Linked DNA regions of Homo sapiens: region 2 is linked to region 1. The links are chromatin contacts, found by Hi-C or POLR2A ChIA-PET in ENCODE. All regions are on one chromosome and are shown on one strand. The core of a region is the stretch at or near the end of the contact, and the rest is flanking DNA. Distances in the headings are between cores, read along the strand shown. Region 1 overlaps APOO (apolipoprotein O). Region 2 overlaps APOO (apolipoprotein O).

The links. A loop is a pair of places that touch in the nucleus more often than their neighbours do. ChIA-PET counts read pairs that join two places held with the same protein, here RNA polymerase II (POLR2A). Pooled maps may share reads with other maps.
Region 2: a loop to region 1 is called in a map of ascending aorta, with 2.1 times the contacts of the local background. The contact joins two enhancer-like sites. A Hi-C loop is called at or near these places in 3 of 168 maps with a recorded cell type or tissue (ascending aorta, endothelial cell of umbilical vein and heart right ventricle), 1 of 37 single-sample maps with no recorded cell type and 3 of 50 pooled maps. POLR2A ChIA-PET finds 5 or more read pairs at or near these places in 9 of 52 experiments (AG04449, H1, HEK293 and 6 more).

The regions. Positions count from the first base shown.
Region 1 is chrX:23,843,627-23,846,326 of GRCh38, forward strand. All of the region lies in intron 7 of APOO (apolipoprotein O), which reads right to left. Among named protein-coding and RNA genes, the nearest start is that of SAT1, 62 kb to the left of the region's middle. Within about 2 kb of position 1,270, at least 7 of the 41 ENCODE cell types and tissues checked have a DNase peak (open chromatin) inside an H3K27ac peak, as active enhancers do.
Region 2 is chrX:23,883,574-23,886,273 of GRCh38, forward strand. All of the region lies in intron 1 of APOO (apolipoprotein O), which reads right to left. Among named protein-coding and RNA genes, the nearest start is that of APOO, 23 kb to the right of the region's middle. RefSeq lists an enhancer at 1-12. Within about 2 kb of position 1,343, at least 7 of the 41 ENCODE cell types and tissues checked have a DNase peak (open chromatin) inside an H3K27ac peak, as active enhancers do.

The DNA.
Region 1 (2,700 bases), core at 20-2,519:
CAGGCTGGAGTGCAGTGGCGCAATCTCAGCTCACGTAACCTCTGCCTCCTGGGTTCAAACGATTCTCCTGCCTCAGCCTCCTGAGTAGCTGGGATTACAGGCGCCCACTACTACACCCAGCTAATTATTGTATTTTTAGTGAAGACAGGGTTTCACCATGTTGGCCAGGCTGGTCTCAAGCTCCCGACCACAGGTGATTTGCCTGCCTCGGCCTACAAAGTGCTGGGATTACAAGCATGAGCCACCGTGCCTGGGCACAAATGACAATTTCTGCTAGCAAAACCAAAACTTTTTAAGAAAATCAAGACACTGATTTCTAATTAGTATGCCTGCCATGTGAAGGCTGATTGCCAGCCAGCCAAACCTTTGAGGTACAGCAGCCTACTGAAATGTCTGACTCCCTCACCAGTTGAATTATTTTCAACAATTACTTAACTTCTCCAAAATGCAGTTTCCTCACTTATAAATGGGGATAATAATAGAACCCACCTCAAAGACTCTTCCTGAGCAAAGAGTTTAGCGCCAAGGGCCAAGCTCACAGCAAGTAAGTGCTCAATAAACATTATCTATCCTATATGGCAGGCCACTTTATTTTTTGGATGAAGAAAATAAAAGGTAAGGATAAATGACCTGTTAAAGACCCCAACACAATTCTAGTTCACTTGATGAGGTAGGCAGAATAATGGCCCCTCAAAGATGTCTTCTATTTCTGGAACCTGTGACTGTTACCTCACACAGCAAAGGGAAATTAAGGTTGCATTGGAATTAAGTTTACTAATCAGTTGCCCTTAAAATAGGGAGATGATCTTGGATTATCTGGGTGGGCTTGATTCAAGCATAAGAGTGCCTGCAGTCTAAGAGGGAGGCAGAAGAAGAGGTCAGAAGGGGGATCTGCAAACGACTTGCTGCAGGCTTCGACAATAGAGGAAGGAAGCTGGAAACAGCCCTCAGCCAGCAAAACAGACCTTGGTCCTACAGCCTCGAGGAACTGAGTTCTGTCAACAATCTAAATGAGCAGGAAAGAAATTCCCCCCTAGGGCCTCTAGAAAGGAACGCAACCCTGCTGACACCTTGATTTAGAATTGGACTTCTGACCCACAGAACTAAGATAATCATTTGCACTACTTTCAACCTGTAAATTTGCAGTCATTTATTTTGGCAGCAATGGAAAACTAAAACAATGACATAAGGATTCCTGACTACAGGGTATGGTTCCATTTTCTATCAGTGGACATTATCTTCTCAGGCAGAAGCGAAAATGTGCAGTATCACATGAGTGGTGGTTGATGACTATCATGTGGCTAGAGTCCAGCCATTTCATATGTTCCTCACATGAGATAACCTTATTTAATCCTCAAAACAGCTCCAGGAGGTACTATGCCAGTTCCCACAGAGCTGGAGTAACTTCCCAAGGTTTCAGGGCTAGTAAGAGGCAGAGGTGGGGTAGGAGTCTGGTGCTCCCGCTCCTCTTAGTCCACTGGACAACGCTGTATCCTGCCCACTGATACCAAGAGTGCATTCCTTTCTAAAGAGGAGATGACATTATTCAGGATTTCTAACTTTTCATTTTGGTAAATAATGGTGTTTTTAAAAAGAAAGAAAAAATCATTTCAAAATCATTTCCTAATACCTGTAGTTCTTAGAATTTTAGACAGCAAAAAATTACAAAGCACAAACTCATAACTTTATGGAAAACCCATCAAGCTGTCATTTAAAAAAAATACAGTGGTAAGAATACTTAACATGACATCTGCCCTCTTGGCAGATTTTTAAGTGTACAATACGGTACTGTTATCTATAGGCACAGTGTTGTGCAAGGGGTCTGTAGAACTTATTCTCTTTGCTTGACTAAAACTTTGTTGATTACCAACTCCCTATCTCTCCCTCCCCCAATCCCTGGCAATCGCCATTCTATTCTCTGCCTCTATGAGTTTGACTATTTTAAATACCTCATACAAGTAGAATCATGCAGTAATTGTCCTTCTGTGATTAGCTTACTTCAAAGATGAACATTTTAAAACTACATGACTTACTTTCAGCCAAACTTTGCCATGTTTAGAGAGCCGAGGAACTTCTAATGGAGGAAGAAAAAGCAGGGCATGTTTACTCAGGGTGGTGGCTGCTGCTTCCCTTTCATTTTCCTGCTGAGCCAGCAAGGGCCTGAATAAAACTATTAACAGCTCAGCTTTAGAAGTTCTGCTCAGTTTTCACATTGGTAACAGGTTTATGCTTCTTTATTAATTTCCTGCCTTTTAAATAATTAGTGTTGGCCTTCAGCAGTCATTGTACAATTCTGTGATAGTAATTTGTTGCATTAAAAAAAAGCTAGTGAAAAACTAAAATATGATATTTACTGAGACATACTGCTGTGTTTAGCTAATTATAAGACAACTCTAAGCTGGGTGCGGTGGCTCACGCCTGTAATCCCAGCACTTTGGGAGGCCGAGGCAGGGGGATCACCTGAGGCCAGGAGTTCGAGACCAGCCTGGCCAACATGGCGAAACCCCGTCTCTACTAAAAATACAAAAAAAAAAATTAGCCAGGCATAGTAGTGAATGACTGTAATCCCAGCTACTTGGGAGGCTGAGGCGGAAGAATCGCTTGAACCCAGAAGGCGGAGGTTGTAATGAACCAAGATGGCACCATTACACTCCAGCCTGGGCGACAGAGCGAGACTCCATCTCAAAAAAAAAAAAAAAA
Region 2 (2,700 bases), core at 93-2,592, 40 kb after region 1:
AAGCCCACGTGTGATCCGGTTTTTCTGGTATACTCAGGCAAGAACCCTAGGATACAGAAAGCCCTCTGTCCTTGCAATAAGGCAGAGGGTCTAACTGAGCTGATGAACACAAGCTGCCTACTGACAGCAAAACTAAAAGAGCACACGTAACACACGCCCACTGGGGCTGCAGAAGCTGTAAACATCCACCCCTAGACGCTGCCATGGGGTTGGAGCCCACACTCCCCACGACCTGCCCATCTGCCTGCTTTCCCTAGGGGTTTTGAGCAGTGGGGCACCTAAGAAGTGGGCCACACTCCCATCACATGCCCTGTAAGAGGGACAAGGGAAATTCCCCTTGTTTCAAAAGCATGAATTCTCCCGGCTCTTAGGCAGTTCTACAGAAAGACAAAACAAGTATAGGACATTATAGACAGAGGAATCAGCATGTGTGAAGCCACGAAGCTGGGAAACAGCATGGGAGAAGTGTAGGGAGTTCGAGTTTTGTGGGAGGGAGCAGAGTGACAGAGAGATGAGTCAGAGAAGTTGGTTGTAGCCAGATCATAATGGGACTCGTGTGGCTCACATAAAAGTCCTAGGTAATAAATACCAAAAGATCTCAAATAAGGATGGAATATAGAATCGAGTTTGCCATTTAGAAAGACGATTATTTCTCAGTGTGGCGCTTTAAGTCATTAAAGGGCCAGCTGACCAGTTATGGTGCTGCTAAAACAATGAAGGAAAGAAATAAGGGCCCAAGGAAAGATTGCACAGGAGAGGAGAAAGAGGAGAAAGTAGAATTGAGATAGTTTAATAGGCAAAATTAGCAGGACTTAGTGACCAAAGGGAAAGGAAGAGTGACGATGACCTTGGTTTAATTTTTATTTTCATTTATTTTAATTTTTAAACTGACAAGAATCGTGTATATTTATTGTGTACAACATGCTGTTTTGAAATATGTGTACATTGTGGAATGGCTAAATTGAGCTAATTAACATATGCACTACCTCACAAATTAATTTTTGTGGAATCTAAAAAGGTTGAACTAATGGAAGTAGAGAGCACAATGGTGGCTACCAGGGCAAGGGCTGGGGGGAGTTGGGGAGATATTGGTCAAAAGTACAAAGTTTCAGTTAGGAGGAGTAGTTCAAGAGATCTGTTGTACAACATAATGACTAGAGTTAACAACAATGTATTGGATTTTCGAAAATCAGGAAAAGAGTAGATTTTAAGTGACCTTGGGGTTTCCGATGGGTTTTTCTAGTTGGGTGGTGACACAGCATTCCTGAGAGAGGAAGTAGAAAAAGAGGGGCAAGTCTGAGGGAAAAATGATGAGTTGGTTTTGGACATGTTCCAGAGACCGACAGACAGCTAGAGGTCTAGTCATCTATCTATGTATCTTTTATTTTACTTGAAAAGCTAAAGTAGGCAAACTTAGAAACTGTTGTCTTTTGGAAATTAAGAAAAAGTTGACCTGAAATTTTAAGTCCATAAGAACATGTTTTTTGGGTCTGGACTTCCTCAGCACTTCAGGGGTGTATTTATTTCTCATAAAGCACAGTAAGGCCGGGTGCGGTGGCTCACGTCTGTAATCCCAGCACTTTGGGAGGCCGAGGTGGGTGGATCACCTGAGGTCGGGAGTTCGACACCAGCCTGGCCAACATGATGAAATCCAGTCTCTACAAAAAACACAAAAATTAGCCAGGCGTGGTGGCAGACGCCTGTAATCCCAGCTACTCGGGAGGCTGAGGCAGGAGAATTGCTTGAAACTGGGAGGCAGGGGTTGCAGTGAGCCGAGATCGTGCCACTGCACTCCAGCCTCGGCAAATATATATATTATATATATATATAAATATATAACTATATCTATACATAACTATATATATATAGCAGAGACAGGGTCTCATCATGTTACTCAAGCTGGTCTCGAACTCCTGAGCTCAAGCAATCCTCCCGCCTTGGCCTCCCAAAGTGCTGGGATTACAGGTGTGAGCCAACACACTCAGCCTATCTTTGATTTTAAATCTCAACTCATTTCCTTTAACATTTTATTGGATTCTTAATTATTAATTTCTACTTTACCTTCCCCTCTTATCTTACTTGTTTTTCTAGTTTTAATATTATTCTAGGCCTGCCTCCCTTTACTGCCTAAACTGTTTTCTTCTTCTTCCTCTTCTCCTATTAGTTTTCCTCCCTAAGCCTACCCTGATACCCATTCCACAGCAAGAACTGTGGCCACAAGGGTGGTAGCACCAAAGAAAGCTGGCTCCTGCAGCGGCCTTTTCAGCTTCCAGCAGGCTCTCAACAGACAAGCAAACAAAACAAAGAAAAAGCAAACCTCACCCCAGGAGACCTGGGAGACCTACAAATGAACACTCCCCAGGACCATAATTCTTAGTTTGCAGAGAACACATGATTTACTCGAGGATTTCTCAAACTCAGCACTACTGACATTTGGGTTGGGTCCTTCTTTGTGGGGCTGTCCTGTGCACTGCAGGAAGTTTGGCAGCATCCCTAGCCTCTACCCACTAGATGCCAGTAGCACCTCCTCCCAGTCACGACAGTCAAAAACATCTCCAGACACTGCCAAATGTCTCCTGGGGAGCAACTCTCCCACTGAGAACCTCTGATTTACTTGAGTAAGTATTACTTTCTGACATCTCTCACCATCTAGACTTGAAGAAAATCTGTATGTTTTAAAACCCATGGCCTCAAACATAG